Linked DNA regions of Homo sapiens: region 2 is linked to region 1. Evidence: read pairs that join two places in POLR2A ChIA-PET (ENCODE). Cell type or tissue: Panc1. All regions are shown on one strand. Each heading gives the region's core, and the rest is flanking DNA. Links, peaks and the distances in the headings are about the cores only.

The links. Peaks named below come from ENCODE experiments on the same cell type or tissue, not always from the same donor. Only the 100,000 strongest peaks of a DNase experiment are listed, where the experiment ranks them.
Region 2: POLR2A ChIA-PET joins it to region 1 with 13 read pairs; 21 of 35 experiments call an interaction of 5 or more read pairs at or near these places.

The regions. Positions count from the first base shown.
Region 1 is chr14:65,402,837-65,411,543 of GRCh38, forward strand. It overlaps FUT8-AS1 (FUT8 antisense RNA 1), which reads right to left. Exons shown (of 1, transcript NR_024334.1): 1 at 7,756-8,707. It also overlaps a transcript of FUT8 not described here. Among named protein-coding and RNA genes, the nearest start is that of FUT8-AS1, 5.4 kb to the right of the region's middle. In Panc1, for the core only: no CTCF peak of the experiment used is centred there; no DNase peak of the experiment used is centred there.
Region 2 is chr14:65,152,964-65,161,670 of GRCh38, forward strand. It overlaps LOC124903329 (a long non-coding RNA gene), which reads right to left and starts at 5,594. Exons shown (of 2, transcript XR_007064206.1): 1 at 5,512-5,594; 2 at 1-517. In Panc1, for the core only: no CTCF peak of the experiment used is centred there; no DNase peak of the experiment used is centred there.

The DNA of each region.
Region 1 (8,707 bases), core at 3,149-5,648:
ATACAAGTTAACCCCACTTGACCTCTATCTATGTAGGTTTATAAGTCTACTTGTAAATCACACCAGCACAATTTATAGGGAGTTGTTTTTAGAACCTTTAGTCCTTGCTTTAAATACCAACAGTTGTGTTATAGCATGTACTGCAGAACTGAAATGACATTCAGACTTTGGTCTAGGAAATCTTGTCAATCACTTCTTTCTTCTGCTTCCTTAGATTCTGTTTTCATGTTATCTTGATTTTGGATTTAGATCAGATAATTATAGGGTCTGCAAAGGCTTGCTTTAGTTTAGGATTTTTGTAGAGCCATAAATGGCTAATATTTATGGTGTACTTATTCAGTGTCAGGCTCTGTTCTTAGGAGTATTATATGTAATAACTTATTTAATACTAACAACAACCCTATGATGTAGATACTATTATTATTCCTACTTTACAGATATGAAAAAATGAGACAGAGAGTTTTAAAGTTTCCCAAGGTCTCACAGCTATTAATTGGTGAGCAAGGATTCAAATATAGTTAGAATCAACATTCTGAACCATGATTTTATATGGCCTTGTTCCCATGGAAACTAGAAGATCCTGACTAACCAGAGGTTATGTTTCTCAATCCTGTTGGCAGTTATATTGCAATGAAAATTAATTAACTCATTCAATAAATATGCTACATGGTGGGGATCAAGACAGATAGGCAGGATCTCTGCTTTCAAGAGGGCCTCTGGTTTTTCAGACTTTTGTCAGTTTGGTTAGAGTTAGTGTTTTCCCATCAGACTCTAATTTGCCCTTGGGTTAACATATAAGGTAGAATTTTTGCCTCTGAAAAGCTGAACATTGGAACTTTAGTGACTTTAGCAAGGTTTATTCTTGCTGGAGCAAGTATTTATATCATACTGATAGTGGTTAATTTTTTTTTTTTTTTTTGGCTGCAATTTTTCCTTATGACCTTGCTCCTACCCATCCTTCCCCAGATTGTCTATTTTTGGATTTTTAATTTTTAAAATATAATAATATGTACTTGTTTCTGTAATAGTTCTTTCAAGAGCCTTTCTAGATTTGTTTCTTTTTCTTTTCTTTTTTTTTGAGATGGAGTTTTGCTCTTCTTGCCCAGGCTGGAGTGCAATGGCATGATCTCGGCTCAGTGCAACCTCCACCTCCCGGGTTCAAGTGATTCTCCTGCCTCAACCTCTTGAGTAGCTGGGATTACAGGCGCTAGTAGAGACAGGGTTTCACGATGTTGGTCAGGCTGGTCTCGAACTCCTGACCTCAGGTGATCCACCCGCCTTAGCCTCCCAAAGTGCTGGGATTACAGGTGTGAGCCACTGTGCGGGGCCAGATTTGTTTGTTTGTTTTTCTTTGAGACAGAGTCTCACTCTGTTGTCCAGGCTGGAGTGCAGTGGTGTGATCTCGGCTCACTGCAACCTCTGCCTCCTGAGTTCAAATGATTCTCCTGTCTCAGCCTCCTGAGTAGGTGGGATTACAGGCGCCCACCATAGCGCCCAGCTAATTTTTTTGTATTTTTAGTAGAGATGGGGTTTTGCCATCTTGGCCAGGCTGGTCTCGAACTCCTGACCTTGTGATTCACCCACCTCGGCCTCCCAAAGTGCTGGGATTACAGGTGTGAGCCACTGCACCCAGCGTTGTTTCTTTTTTTTTTCTTTTTGAGACAGAGTCTTGCTCTGTCGCCAGGCTGGAGTGCAGTGGCGCAATCTCAGCTCACTGCAACCTCTGCCTCCCGGGTCAAGCAATTCCCCTGCCTCAGCCTCCCAAGTAGCTGGGATTACAGGCATGTGCCACCACACCCAGCTAATTTTTTGTATTTTAGTAGAGACGGGGTTTCACCATGTTGGTCAAGATGGTCTCGATCTCTTGACCTCGTGATCTGCCTGCCTCAGCCTCCCCAAGTGCTGGGATTACAGGCGTGAGCTGCTGCACCCGGCGCCGGCCTTGCTCCTTTTTATACAGCCTTATTGATCCAGCCTAACTCAATATAGTTTATTAAATTGCAATGGTATTGTATCAATAGTATCAGAATTTATTAAACTGCAATGGTATTATTGTATCAATAGTATCAGAATTAGTGGCATATAACAGTAAAACCTAGATAATAGTGGCTTAAATAAAACAGCAGCTTACACAAAATAATTTTGGAAATGAGCAATCCAGGATTGGCGTGGAGGCTTGACAAAGTTGTCAAGGAGCCAGCTCCCTCCCAGTCACTATTATGTTATTCCCAGGGTACAGCTATCCTCCTCATGGTCCAAGATGGCTGAAAGGGCTCCAGTCATCACATCATCATGCCTCAGGTAATAGGATGGAGAGAAGCGATAAGAAGGGTGCATCTCCTTCATTTTCATGATTTTTTTAAAAAATGTAAGCACTGCACAATATTTCTGCTTAGATCTCAATAGGCAGAATTTAGTCATGCAGCCACATCCATTGCAGGGGAGACTAGGAAAAGTAAGATTTTAGTTGAGTTCCAATAGGACTATCCAGAAATGGGGATTTGTGATTATGGAAAAATGAGAAAAGATATAGGAAGGTAAATCTGAAGTGTCTTCTACTGGGAGCTTACATATAGTTAGTATCTTATAAAAATTTGTTGATTCACTTTCATAAACTTGATGGTCATATTCTTAGTGGTATCATCCAGGTCATTAATGAAAAGTAATACATCTAAAAATTTTTCCTCTTCTTATTTTTTTTACTTTATGATAATAGAGCATATTATTGCATTAATTGCATCTACAATAAACCTACCTGGAAATAGCTTAGGCAAGATGGAAACAATATTGGAAGGATACAGGGAAAGCCTAGAAACAGAGGAGCCTAAGCAGAAGAAAAGGCAGAAATTCAACTACTGGTCAGCAAAACCTGGAACTGAGAATTCCAGTATAAGGATACTTCTGTCTTCTCTGCTTCCTCTTTCCACTGACTTTATTCTCTAATGCAGAATGAGTTTCTCCACTTGGCAAATGACTAATGACTTCTCCCAGATTTTATATCTAGGTGAGGCCTGAGATAATCTCTCTTCTCACATCTATAAACATTCTGGAGGAATGGGTTCATTGTCCCATCTTGGGTCAGGTGTCCCCCTCTTGACCAATTAGGTGTGGGCAATGGACAGCGGTCACACAGCTCTCGCTGCCATCATAATAAAAATGTGGGCATGAGAGCAGTAGTTCCTATAGGAAAGGTGGGTGCTGGCCACACACTAATATAGGTATACGTTAAAATTATATGAGATGATAAAATACAGGTCGATGGTCTGAATTAAATGAATGGTAAAGGAGAACAGGATCTATCCTAATGCATAAAAATGGTTTAGCTATGAATAAACATCATTTAATAGGGCTGCAATGTATACAACATTTACTATATGTCAAGAATTGTACTAAGTGCTTTTTGTATGTTGAGTCATTTATTTTATACAACCCCATGAGCTAGGGGACATCATCCCTTCTTATAGATGGAAAAACCAGAGCTCAGAGAGGTTAAGTAACTTGCCCAAGGTCAGATTGTAACTGAGCACTGTTTAATGTGCATAGAGGCCAATGGCCAATACCATGGCACTGGCTTTTGAGAAAATAAAAGCTTTATTGCAAGTCAACCGCAAGGAGACAGGAAGATATGCTCAACTCTGTCTCCCTGTGCAGGGCTTGTTTTCTTTTTCTTTTCTTTTCTTTTCGTCTCTCGCTCTCTCTCTTTCTCTCTTTCTTTCTGAGATGGAGTCTTGCTCTGTTGCCCAGGCTGGAGTGCAGTAGCATAATCTCGGCTCACTGCAACCTCCTTCTCCTGGGTTCAAATGATTCTCCTGCCTGAGCCTTCCAAGTAGCTGAGATTAAAGGTGCCCACTACCACGCCCAGCTAATTTTTGTATTTTTTTAGTAGAGACAGAGTTTCACCATGTTGGCCAGGCTGGTCTTGAACTCCTGTCCTCAAGTAATCTGCCCACATCGGCCTCCCAAAGTGCTGGGATTATAGGTGTGAGCCACAGCGCCTGGCCTGGGCCAGGTTTTATAAGCATAAAGTCATGAGATGTGATCTGATTGGATCTTGCAATGAGGTGATGCTGGGAGGTATGATTTGATTGGATCCTGCCATGGGGTGATGCCAAGCTTGATACGATTAGATCCTGGATCCTACAATGTGGTGTCCCCTTCTTAATTCAGTCCTCACTCCTCAGTCAGAGCACTTAGGTTCCCGCTGTAGTTGCAGACTCGGTTCATCTGGGCATGTTCAGGTTAGGTGACCTTCAAACTGGGGGGCCATTGGTAACTGAAAAACAACTCACAACTTTGTTACATAAAAGTTGAACCAGATTGGTGTGATGTGGTTACAAAAAAGCTAGTAAGTCTGAGAGTAATATACTGGCTCAATACTTCTCTATCCTAAGTTGGAAACTATGGTCAATTTTGATGAAGAAATTATTAGCTATTTCCCTACTTCAATTTTGCCATACCAAAGCTATATGAGCTTGATAAACCTTGTAATGTCTTACAAGGTTTTAATCTCTTCATCTGTAAGAAGATTGGATTGAATCAAATTACTCTCTCTCCTTGTTAATACAGATAATACTTTTTTTTCTGAAGGCAAGAGTATGATCTATTACATTAAAATGTTTTTAATGTATCCAATATATTTAAAAAAATAGAGACAGGGGTCTTGCTATGGTTGCCCAGCCTGGTCTTGAACTCCTGGCCTCAAGTGATCCTCCCACCTTGGCTTCCCAAAATGTTGAGGTGAAGGTATGAGCCATAATTGCTGGCTATATCCAATACGTTTTAGTGCTTCTTGAGACATATCTGTGTTAGGAACTGAGATGAAATTAAAGATATACAAGATAGAGTTTTTGCTTACAGTGTTATGGTGGGAACAAACAAACATAATTATTATTTTGTAGAATTAATAGTCCAGGAAAGAATAGTTTTCAGGAGTGGTATGACCACAGCTCAATCAAATCTGCAAGGGTTTTCTATCTGTCTGCCATCGCCAGTAGGTTGACTTCATTTTCAGGTTAGTTCCTCTTGCAAGATTGCTGCCAATGGCAATCTGGGTTACAGGTTGACTTGCTCATATCTGGCAGGAAAGAGAGAACTCCTTCCCCCAGATATGGACTGAAAATCCTTTCCTTCAGTCTGATTGGGCCAGTTTATCCTGGTCCTAATGGTTTTCAAGTGTATCAATTAGAATAGTCTAGGACTATTCTAATTCTAGCATATTCTAGTCTAGCATAACCTAGATGCTAGGTCATACTGCATTGAAAAATGCCCCCAAATCTCAGTGGCTTAAACTACAAAGGTGTATTTCTTATTAAAACCAGATGAAAATGGGAGGCAGGCTGCTCTACCTTGTCCTTTTTTTTGGAAGTTAAGCCGAGAGAGGCTTTACCGATACTTTCAAGATAATACTGGTCTTGAGTCTGGAGAAGAGTAAACACTGTAAGGACTTACGCTGGCCATGAACTGTTCTACCTGGAATTGACACATACCACTTCTGCCCACAACCCACTACAGACTGGTGGCTATAGCTAGTCAGTCACATGGTCCAGCCCAACTGCAAGGGGAGGAGGGTATCTGGGGGTGGGTGTGGAAAAATATAATCTTTTTGTATGTCTGGAAAGAGAGAGTAAGCATGATAAATCTCCTACCATATTAGGGAACCCATTTATTGGCTAATTGAGTTGCCTTTCTGTAGTTGGAGTTTTGGGTGGTTACCTAAAGAATTGGCAGATGAAAACAAAAATAAACAGCCCTATTAATAAGGAAGGACGGGAGTGAATGTTCAATTAGAAATCAATAGTGTGAACTATATGCTGCTTTATCCCAGTGGAGAAGACAGAAATTTCAGCCATGGAGGCAAGTCATAGGGAGGGATAGTCTGGCTAGTTTCATCAGTCTTTAAATCAATCACTTCATTTACTCTTGTAATGGGAAAGATTTGCTCTGGCTTTTTAATGAGTAGGTATAGAGTTTGTTTAAGGAGCTGGCTCAAAAGTGACTTAAAACACATTGAATTTGAAAATATAGATTCTTAGCTACTCAGGAGGCTGAGGCAAGAGTACAGCTTGAGGCCAGGAGTTCAAGACGAGCCTTGGCAACATTCTGCGACCTTGTCTCTAAAAAATAAAAATGAAAATATAGACTTTTTTTCCCTATATTTCATTTTTGTAGTTATTGTCAATGGTGTGTCAAGTTGGCTAGATTTATAGTTTTAGAACTGACGAACAACTAAAACTTACCTAGTCCAACCCTTTTATTTTACAAATGAGAAAACTGAGGCCCAGATGGGTAAAATGATTATCTCAAGGTCACCCCTTCTTGCTCTTGGCAATAACAATGCTGCCCTTTGGATGACTTCCTGGAAAATCGGATCCTGTAAGTGAAATGTAGCTAGAGCAACAATTATAAAACAACGAGAACAATTAACAATTATTCAGAATGCTTCCATGGCTGACAGTCAGTTGGTACACGTTGGTAGAGATAGAAAAATTTCTAAACTATTTGGTAAGTAGCTTATGCTAAGCCTTCTGAGTGCCTCAACCCCTTGCTGGAACTCCACAGATCTCCCCACCGTAATAACAGGATCCACCTCAAAGGTTTGATTTGAGAATTAAATGGTGGAGGTAAAGAGTTTTGCATGAGGCCTGGTGCTCAGCACTATTACACTTTGGCTATTATTTTTATTACAGTCATAATAAAATGGTAGTAAATTTCAAACCAGTTTCTACATGAATGTTCACAACTTAGGAAATGTGATAGCATTCACGTTCATTAACTTTGATCTAGCTAATCTCTCAATAAAATGGCCACTCATGTACTCACTTTAACTTTCATTTTGATCTTTTCCATAGTCTAAGGGTTGACTCCTTCTTGCCCCGGGACACCCGAGTCCCCATAGCTCTAGCTGATGGTTAAGAATTTGACCGAGGCTATATACAAGAAAACAATGCACTGACAAGGCCCTGTTACTTGTTGTATAACAGATCATAACGATTGTTCTGTCTAATCTTTTGTTGAACAGAACTTGTCTTTAACTTTTGGGATAAGCAAAGATGGGTCCAAAACCTAGTTTGGTGAGGGAGGGGTGGAGTAAGAGGTGGAGTACCTGTACTTACTTAAGCAACTATTACAAACTGGCAGTGATGAGCAGCAGAGGCAAGCAGTTGGGAGAAGAGAATGAGAGAGCGCAGCAACAGGGTGGGACCTGCAGCTTGTGGAAAAATGCTTTTGACACAGATACTTTCTGATGGCCAGTGATGTTTAGAACCTTTTGGGGGATTCCTTCTCTCTCAGAATTTAACCTGGCAAGAGAACGACTGAGTTCTAGGAATTTTCTTGTCTGGAGAGAGTAAAATAAATGTATTTTTTAAAAGCTGGGACTGTTATCCACACTGAGAAGAGGCAGGGTATAAAATTCCCTTTCATAAGTGAATTTCCTGGAAATTCATGATTGGCTTGGAACTTAATGTGTAAAGACTTGTTCTCAAATATCAGTTGTTTGACAGAGACCTCCAGTTTTGGGATGGCAGCTAAATCCTGAGCCTGCCTTGGAAAGGGTTTTGATAATAATGTTCCATCACAGGTGGAGAAGCACATTGATTCAACAAAGCAGACTTCAAAACCACTGAAGAATTAGTTTCTGAGTGTATTCAAGAGATACCAAAGTTATTTGTTATTTTAACGTATATTATACTGTTCTATACAAATGCACCAAATCCTGGGCAAAACATTCCTAGGACAGGTTTTTTTTTTTTTTTTTTTCAGTTGGAAGGAGGTAGGGAAAATAAGTGCTTTAATTCCTAGGATTTTGGAAGTAAAAATGGAACACCAGACAAAAATGGAATTTTTAGGCAAATGTAAAGCTTTGTACTTGGGTATCTCAAAGTATTATACAGTGTAAACTATCATGATTATTAACCAACTAGAAGTAGTTCTTTTTTTTAAATTTTATTTTTAATTTTAGACATGAGGGTCTTGCTATGTTGCCCAGGCTGAAGTGGCTACTGACAGGCACGATGTGGCACTGCAGCCTGGAACTCTTGGGCTTAAGTGATCCTTCCTGCTTCTTCTATCTTAAAAAAAAAAAGTTACGCTTGCTTGTTAAAATATTTTTAAAATGCTGTGTTTAAACTAAGAAGTAAATATCCACCCCACCTCTGACTTCTAAAAATTATCTAAAGTATGACTGGTAAGATTTTTACCTTTAATCCCACATAAGTCTAAAATTTGTGTTCATTTCCAACAACCAAAGTGTGTCACTTTTATACCAGAATTTTGTCCTGCTTATACGTTTAGTACAGAAATCTCATGGGAGAGAGCATCCATGCATTTACAAATTGTTATTGAATTATTTTATTGAATGATGACACCCAAACTGAGCTAGAACATAATTCTGGCTCTGCTAGTACATCTTCTGTGTGATCTTGGACAAGTCACTCTACTTTCCTTTCAATTTTCTTTTCTCACAGGGAGATAATCATAAAAACGACTGTAAAGTACAGCACTTCATAGAGTGCTTTTTGTTTAAAGAGCTGACAATAAATACGAGTCTCAAGGTCTAGGAAAGCCTCCCTCACAACCTGAGCTGCTTGAGGACAAGGGATTTTCTTTTGAATCAGCAGTACCTTATTTGTGTATCTGTGATAGAGTTCCTGGTACATAAGAAGGTCTCAATAAATATGTGAATTTATGAATATTAGGCAGATTGCAA
Region 2 (8,707 bases), core at 2,638-5,137, 250 kb before region 1:
CAGTATTCTATGATGACTGTATTATCCCAGCCAAAAATCTGAGATGTGTGTTCAGAGAAAGGATTTTGTGCTGCAGAAGGTAAGAGGTTTACAGGCAATTCTGAAAATTCCATTTAGACACTACGAAGTTGGGATTTCTAAAACATTTGTGATAGCTTAAGGCGACAGGAGGATAAAATATTTGAAATCAGTATTGTCCTGGAAAAGCCCGAATAGTAGATGAAGATATTATTTTCTTTGCCCTTTAAATCCTTTTCCAAATAGACCGAGTACAAGATTGAGGGCCCTGAGAGCAGATGGCCCTCAATAAACACGAGCAACTGGCAGGCTCTGGTTAAGTCCAGGCTGCCCGCCTCTCCTCCCCACCCGGAGGCAGGGCCCTTCCTGAGCGCCTTTCGGGAAATAGCAGCGCACTCGTCCTGTCCCGCTGGGAGATGTTGACTTTTTATTGCTCTTCCCTCCACAAATTTCACAGCAAACTCTTTTTCTTCATGGTGTTTAAATCCTTCTCAAATTCCTGGAAACAAAACAAATAACCCAAAGATAACTTTTAAAAGATTTTGATTCTTCAGTAACTTTTTCTTAGTGACTTTTTCTTACATTTAAAATTGTTGGCCGGGCACAGTGGCTCAGGCCTGTAATCCCAGCACTTTGGGAGGCCAAGGCGGGCGGAGCACAAGGTCAGGAGTTTGAGACCATCCTGGCTAACACGGTGAAACCCCGTCTCTACTAAAAATACAAAAAATTAGCCGGGCGTGGTGGCGGGCACCTGTAGGTAGGGAGGCTGAGGCAGGAGAATGGCGTGAACCCGGGAGGAGGAGCTTGCAGTGAGCTGAGATGGCGCCACTGCACTCCAGCCTGGGCGACAGAGAGAGACTCCGTCTATAAATAAATAAATAAATTTGCTATAACCCAGGATTCTGGGCATAAGTTTTTCTTTTTCTTTTTCTTTTTCTATTTTTTTTTTTTAAGACAGTCTCACTCTGTCGCCCAGGCTGGAGTACAGTGGCGTGATCTCAGCTCACGGCAACCTCTGCCTCTCTGGTTCACGTGATTCTCCTGCCTCAGCCTCCTGAGTAGCTGGGATCACAGGCGCCCACCACCATGCCTGGCTAATTTTTGTATTTTTAGTAGAGACCGGGTTTCTACATGTTGGCCAGGCTGGTCTCAAACTCCTGATCTCAAGTGATCCTCCCACCTTGGGCTCCCAAAGTGCTGGGATTACAGGCGTGAGCCACCGCACCCCTGATCAAACTTTTAATAGATATCTGAGAGGGGTGGGTGACATGGGATGTTCCAGAGTGGAGGGAGAAGAAACTGGTATCACTGGGTGCCTCTGGGGAGGAAAATGAGGCTGGAAGGTGGGATATCCTGAGACAGAGATGGTGTAGTCTTTGTTCTTTTTGAATTTTGGCCCATGTATTACATATGCAAAAATGAACAGATAAAGGCCAGGCATGGTGGCTCATGCAGTGAGCTGGGTGATCCCAGAACTTTGGGAGGCTGAGGTGGGAGGATCACTTGAGCCCAGGAGTTTGAGGTCAGTCTGGGCAACATAGTGAGACTCTGCCTCTATTCTTACAAAAAAAAAAAAATTAAAAAAATTAACAAATAAAATTGGGAAACATAGGTGGTGTTTGAGGCTGCATCTTTCTTTTTCTGTGAGCTGGGGAAGTGCTGAAAGCCACTTTATGTTGAAATGATGATCCTCCCAGGTAGGCTGGGGTAGAGGCAGCTGTGATAGATAGCACCCACACACTACCACTTATGAGCCACATGATCCTGATACAGCATCCTCATCTCTATAATGGAAGTATGGCATGGTAATTAAAAACACAGGCCACTTGCCAGCCACATGCCTTTGGGCATGTTATCTCTTTGTGACTAAGTCTCCTCCTCTGTAATATGGGGATCAGTAATGCTACCTTCCTCAAAGGGTAGGAAGGATTATATGAGTAAAACACCTAGAGCAAGGCCTGGCATATGGCAAGCCATCCAACACCCATCATCATTACACACAGAGCTGGCCTTATACAGTTCCAATATGCACAAATTTTAGTTACTACGGTTTAGTTGAGAACACCAGTCCTTCAATAACATGGTACAATTACAGTTACCACAGTATATGAACTATGAGTAATTGAATAAAGTACAAACTTTGCTGCTAGCTCTTCAGTCCACAAATTACTAGGTAAATTACATGCCCACATCACAATCAGTGACCAACCATGTCACTTACTTAAAAAGTCTGTTGGTGACTGGTTATTGCACCTCTGTTGTTCAGTTCAGGCACCGACAGTAAAGTACTTGGTTGTGTTTCCTCCTTGTCCTCCAGTGATAAACTCACAAGACATTTTACAAAAATGGTACAGAGATGGTACCATTTTACAGAGATGAAAGTACAGCAGGGCCAGGCGCGGTGGCTCATACCTGTAATCCCAGCACTTTGGGAGGCCAAGGTGGGCAGATCACGAGGTCAAGAGATGGAGACCATCATGGCCAACATGGTGAAACCCCGTCTCTACTAAAAATACAAAAAAAATTAGCTGGGCATGGTGGTGCGTGCCTGTAGTCCCAGCTACTCGGGAGGCTGAGGCAGGAGAATTTCTCGAACCCAGGAGGCGAAGGTTGCAGTGAGCCAAGATCGTGCCACTGCACTCCAGCCTGGGTAATGGAGTGAGACTCCATCTCAAAAAAAAAAGAAGTACAGCAAAGGAATGAAATGTGGTGACACTGGAAGTGAGATGGGAATGGGATGTGATTAGAAGATTTGAAAATGGTGACAGCAAAGCAAAGAGAGGCTGAGATCTCAAACTGCATGAAGCTACTGTATAAATCATACTGAAAAATTCTGGTGAATATAAAAAACAAGCAAAAGTCACTTCAACATCTTTCCATTTGAGTTGTGCTAGGAACGGAAAGCTGCTTATAGTTGAAATGGAGCATTTACTTTTGCTTTGGATTACATGCAGTATGGCAGTAACTTTTACTTCGCTGTGCAAATAACTTTGCATGATTCAAATCTAACATAAATGGAGTTACAGAAGAAGTAGCTGACCATGGGAATGTTGACAATGCTGCCATTTGAGAGAGTACATATGCAATCAGAGGAACTTAGCATTTACTGTGTGCCAGGCACCGTGCTAAGAGCTTTAGAAACATTACCTTACTTAATCCTTACAACTACCCTAAGAGGTAGGAACTACTGTCATCTTTTTATAGATGAGGAAAGGGAGGTTTAGGGAAGTGAAGACATTTATTCAAGGTGACTCCGAGGGGAAGAGGCAGAGCACAAAATTGAGTCCAGGTGTGACTAACTGTATAATAGTTCCCTGACTCTTAACCACTAGGCCACTTGAGAAAAAGATTTTCTAGCTTCTCAGAGTTCAGAGTATGGTTGGTTAAAAAAGAAAAAAGAAAAAATGATTTTTTTCCCTTAAAGCATTTAATGATAACTCTGTTAGCATGGTGGTAACTGTCTGGTGGCCTATGCTAGGCACTGCCTGTTTCCCTTTCCTTCCCTCTGCTTATCTCCTGCTTAAATCCCATTCTTCATCCCCTCTCCCCCAAACCCGTGCAGGCCCACGTGAATCGGAATCCTTGCTCTGTTCAGCTGGCTAAGGCGAGTCCCGCAAAGCGCTGGCCTCCAGGTGCTTCTGCCAGGCCTTGTGGTGCAAGGGCCCTGCCTCCTCCCGCTCCAGCAGCAGCCCTGGCGATGCCCACTGCGTTTCTCAGCTCTGTTGGCAGTGGGGGCAGAAGAGGCTGCCTGAGGCCCCCTCCCAGCAAAAGCCGTGGCCACACCTGCAATGACTGGGTTGCAGCTCTGAGCTGCAAGCATTGGCTGTGGCCTGGAGACCAGCCACTGTAAGTAGGCAGAACTTTTTGGCTTTAGATTCGTTTCAGTTTTGTAATCAGAAAGTTGCTTCTCTCAGTTCCGCAACTTTCCCTTTCGGCAGGCCTGCATCAAGTGCCCTCTGTAACCCAGGAAGGAGACGGTTCAGGGTGGGAAACCAGTAGGGGCTGTGCCATGGTCCAAGGGGGCTCCTCACCTGACAGATCTTTGAAAAAGTGTTTGCAATAACTGCTGTGCTGGCCCTGGCAAGACGTGAACCCGTGAGGAATGTGACAGCTGCTTCCCACAGGGGCCCTACTGACCCCAGAGGGCTCTGGCACTCCCAGGGTTTGGGAGAGGAGCTGGAAGTCTGGTGCATTAAGAGTGAGGAAGGACTCTAAAAAGCTGGCAGGGAAACATTGTCTGAGTCACATCTCAAGGGAACTTGAGAGGAGAAACGCTTTTCTAAAACCTTTTTTTTTTTTTTTAGCTGGAGTTTCTGGTCACCCAGGCTAGAATGCAATTGCACAATCTCAGCTCACTGCAACCTCTGGTGCCCGGGTTCAAGCAATTCTCCTGTCTCAGCCTCCCGAACAGCTGGGATTACAGAAGCCCGCCACCATACCCGGCTAATTTTTGTATTTTTAGTAGAGACGGAGTTTCACCATGTTGGCCAGGCTGGTCTCGAACTCCTGACCTCAAGTGATCCGCCCACCTCGGCCTCCCAAAGTGCTGGGATTACAGGCGTGAGCCACCGCGCCCGGCCTCTAAAACTTTTCTTCATGGAAAGTTAAGCCTCTTTCTCCCTCTCTCTGTCACACTGTGTTCCAGGGTCTGGGAACACAGCAAGGAACAAAACAAAGATATCTGTTTTTGTGGAACTTATATTTTAGTGGGAGAGGCTGGAAAATAAGCAAAATAAATAAGAAAGCTATAAGCGAGAAACCTGCTATAGAGAAAAATAAAGCAGGGAACAGGATAGGAAATACAGATGGGTGTGCTTTTCTGGGGATGCCTCATTAATAGGTGACATCTAAGCCTTATGGAGAATGGAACCAGTGGCGAGGGATGAGCTGGGCATCCTAGGTTTCTGTTGGTGACAGATGAAGGACTTTTTTTTTTTTTTTTTTTTTGACACAGGATCTCACTCTGTCACCCAGCTGGAGTGCAGTGGCATGATCTCGGCTCACTGTAACCTCTTCCTCCTGGGTTCAAGTGATTCTCGTGCCTCAGCCTCCTGAGTACGTGGGACTACAGGCGTGTACCACCACACCTGGGTAATTTTTGTATTTTTAGTAGAGACAGGGTTTCATTGTGTTGGCCAGGCTGGCCTCAAACTCCTGACCTCAGGTGACCTGCTTGCCTCAGCCTCCCAAAGTGCTGGGATTACAGGTGTGAGCCATCGCGCCCGGCTGAAGGACATAATGAAATTATCCTGATGGTCTCAGGGCTTGGAGCTCCTGCCTCTACACTGACTTCTGCCCATGGAAGGAGAGGCTGTGTGTGTGTGTGTGTGTGTGTGAGATGGTAGGGCTGGGAGAGTGGAAGGGGTCTTGTGTTGCTTTGAAGTAGGTTCTGGAGTCCTGGTGTCGACTCCTTGGGTGCTGGGAGGTGAGCCCACAGAGAAAGAGGCCATGCTTTCGAAAGGGGTTGAGCTGGAAATGGTCCAACACCCTTACCTGGATGGAAGCCCTGATGAGGGGGTCCTGGTCAAGAGGTGGATGAAGGCCTCAGGGTCAGCTGTTCAGAAGCACGCATCAGCCTGAGAGAAAGAACACATCTGGGCTGTTAAGTGTGAAAGAACACATCTGGGCTGTGGCAAGAGTGAAAAGTGAAAAGAAGCACATGAGGCTGGGCATGGTGGCTAACACCTGTAATCCCAGTACTTTGGGAGTCTGAGGCAGGAGGACTGACTGAGCTCAGGGGGTTGAGGCCAGCCTGGGTATCAGAGTGAGACCCCATTTCTACAAAAATTTTAAAAATGAGCTAGTTATAGTGGCACATGCCTGTGATTCCAGCTACTCCAGAGGCTGCTGATGTGGGAGAATTGCTTGGACCTGGGAGGTTGAGGCTGCACTGAGCCAAGATCATGCCACTGCACTCCAGCCTGGGTGACAGAGTAAGACACTGTCAAAACAAACAAACTAGCAAACAAAAAACACAAGGGTTAATTTTATGTGTCAATTTGACTGGGCCTATAGATGCCCAGACAGCTGGTCAAACATTCTTTCTGGGTGTGTCTGCAAGGGTGTTTCCAGAAGAGATTAGCATTAGCACCAGTAGACTGAGTAAAGATCTGCCCTCACCAATGTTCCCTGGTACCATCTAATCTGTTGAGGGGCAAAACTGAACAAAAAGGCTGAAGAAGGGCAAATACTCTCTGTCCTTGAGCTGGGACGTCCATCTTCTCCTGCCCTCAGACATCTGAGCTCCTGGTTCTCAGGCCTTTGGCGTGGGGCTGAATGATACCACCAGCTTTCCTGATTCTCCAGCTTGCAGATGGCAGATTATGGGACTTCTCTGCCTCCATGATTGAATGAGTCAATTCCCATCATAAATCTCCTCTTATATATGTCTATATATCTTCTATTGGTGTTCTTTCTCTGGAGATCCCTGACTGATCCAAGGCAGTTGCCACAGGGATGGGAGAGCAGGTAGAACCACCCTTGCTGAGCCCAGCTGGGCCATCCTGCCACTGCAGCTTCGCTTGAGAACTAAGTGTTGAGTGCCACTCAAGTGACATCACTGTTAGGACACATTCTCCTAACAATGCACTCTAAGCCATGTGAGCATTGGGTGCCCCCTCCCAAGGGTCCAGAGCCCTGGAGTTTTACCCCTAATCTGGGTTAAGCTGGGTTATTGGAGAAATCAAGGTTGAGGCAGAATCTGGCAGGAGGGGCCAGATGTTATAGAGGAGAAGAGACCCAGACAATTTCTGACAGCCAGAAAACACCTGTTTCAGGGCAGAAGCAAAGGATAACTTGGTAACATTGATGAAAAGATGACATTTTGTCAGATACTGAAAGAACCCAGAGGAACATATTTGCATTTACGTTCTACATGGGTACCTTTGGTGATTCATGGACCTGCCACAGAAAAATGTGAGGTTTTCAAAAGTATTTCCTACAGCAAATTCAGTTTCACATTTAAAAGGGCCTACAAATATGCATTTTAACAATAATGGTTGTAGCAATATATGTTTTACTAAGTGGAAATCTTCTCAATTTTAATTTTAAAAAATCGTTTTACATAGACAAGGTGATCCGTAAGGGAAAATTGTCTTTCCAAAATGGCTTGCAGAGCAGAAAGTTTGAAGGCCTCTATCAGGTAGAACAGGTTCTATTTCCAAGGTCTCCTTATTTGGAAACCCAGGAGGCTACTCTTAGGCTTATTTTCAACTGTTTTTGAATGTGAGACTCTCTTTCCATTGCAGGGATGAGAGAAACGCTGTAGGATCTGCAGGTTGTCTGGAGGGACTCGGGGTCCCTTGGTGAAAAGAGAAACCACTGCCCTTGAGTCATAAGTATGATCATCCTTTCTTTTAACAAAGGTATGTTTATATACACAGAAAAATACCCCAGGCAAACACACCAAATGTGGATTGTTAACTCTGGGTGATGTTTATTTATTTATTTACTTAATTTTATTTTTTATTTTCATTTTTTCTTTCCAATTTTTATTTTAAGTCCAGTGGATACCTGTGCAGGTTTGTTACATGGGTAAATTGTTTGTTGTGGGGTTAGGTATACAGATTATTTTGTTACCCAGGTAATAAGCATAGTACCCATTAAGTAGCTTTTGGATCCTCACCCTCTCCCTCCTTCCACCTTTAAGCAGGCTCTGGTGTCAGTTGTTCCCTTCTTTGTGTCCATGTGTGCTCAGTGATTAGCTCCCACTAATAAGTGAGAACATACTATATTTGCTTTTCTGTTCCTGCATTAATTTGCTTATGGTAATGGCCTCCAGTTCTATCCATGTTGCTGCAGAGGACATGATTTTTTTTTTTTTACTTCAGGGGTACCTGTGCGAGTTTGTTATACAGGTAAACTTGTGTTATGGGGGTTTGTTGTACAGATTATGTCATCACCCAGGTATTAAGCCTAGTACCCATTAGTTATCTTTCTTTATCCTCCTCCATTGTCTACCCTCCTCCCTGTACCCTCCAATAGGCCCCAGTGTCTGCTGTTCCCCTCTATGTGTCCATGTGTTCTCATCATTTAGCTCCCACTTATAAGTGAGAACATGCAGCATTTGGTTTTCTGTTCCTGCGTTAGTTTTCTAAGGATAATAATTTTCAGTTCCATCCATGTCCCTGCAAAGGATATGATCTCATTCTTTTTTATGGCTGCATACTTACTTATTTATTTTTTGTAGAGACAGGGTCTTGCTATGTTGTCCAGGCTGGTCTCAAACTCCTGGGCTACAGATCCTCTTGCCTCAACCTCCCAAAATGCTGGAATTACAGGTGTGAGCCACTGTGCCTGGACTGATTTTAATTTTTTTTTTTTTTTGAGACGGACTCTTGCTCTGTCGCCCAGGCTGGAGTGCAGTGGCACGATCTTGGCTCACTGCAAGCTCCACCTCCCGGGTTCACGCCATTCTCCTGCCTCAGCCTCCCGAGTAGCTGAGACTACAGGTGCCCGCCACCATGCCCGGCTAATTTTTTGTATTTTTAGTAGAGACAGGGTTTCACCGTGTTAGCCAGGATGGTCTCGATCTTCTGACCTTGTGATCTGCCCGCCTCAGCCTCCCAAAGTGCTGGGATTACAGGGGATTTTAATTTTTTTTAATACTGAAATTTACTTTCCAAAATTTCTGTAAAGAACACATATTCCTTTTATAAGGAGGGGGAAACATTGTAAAGATGTCTCTTAG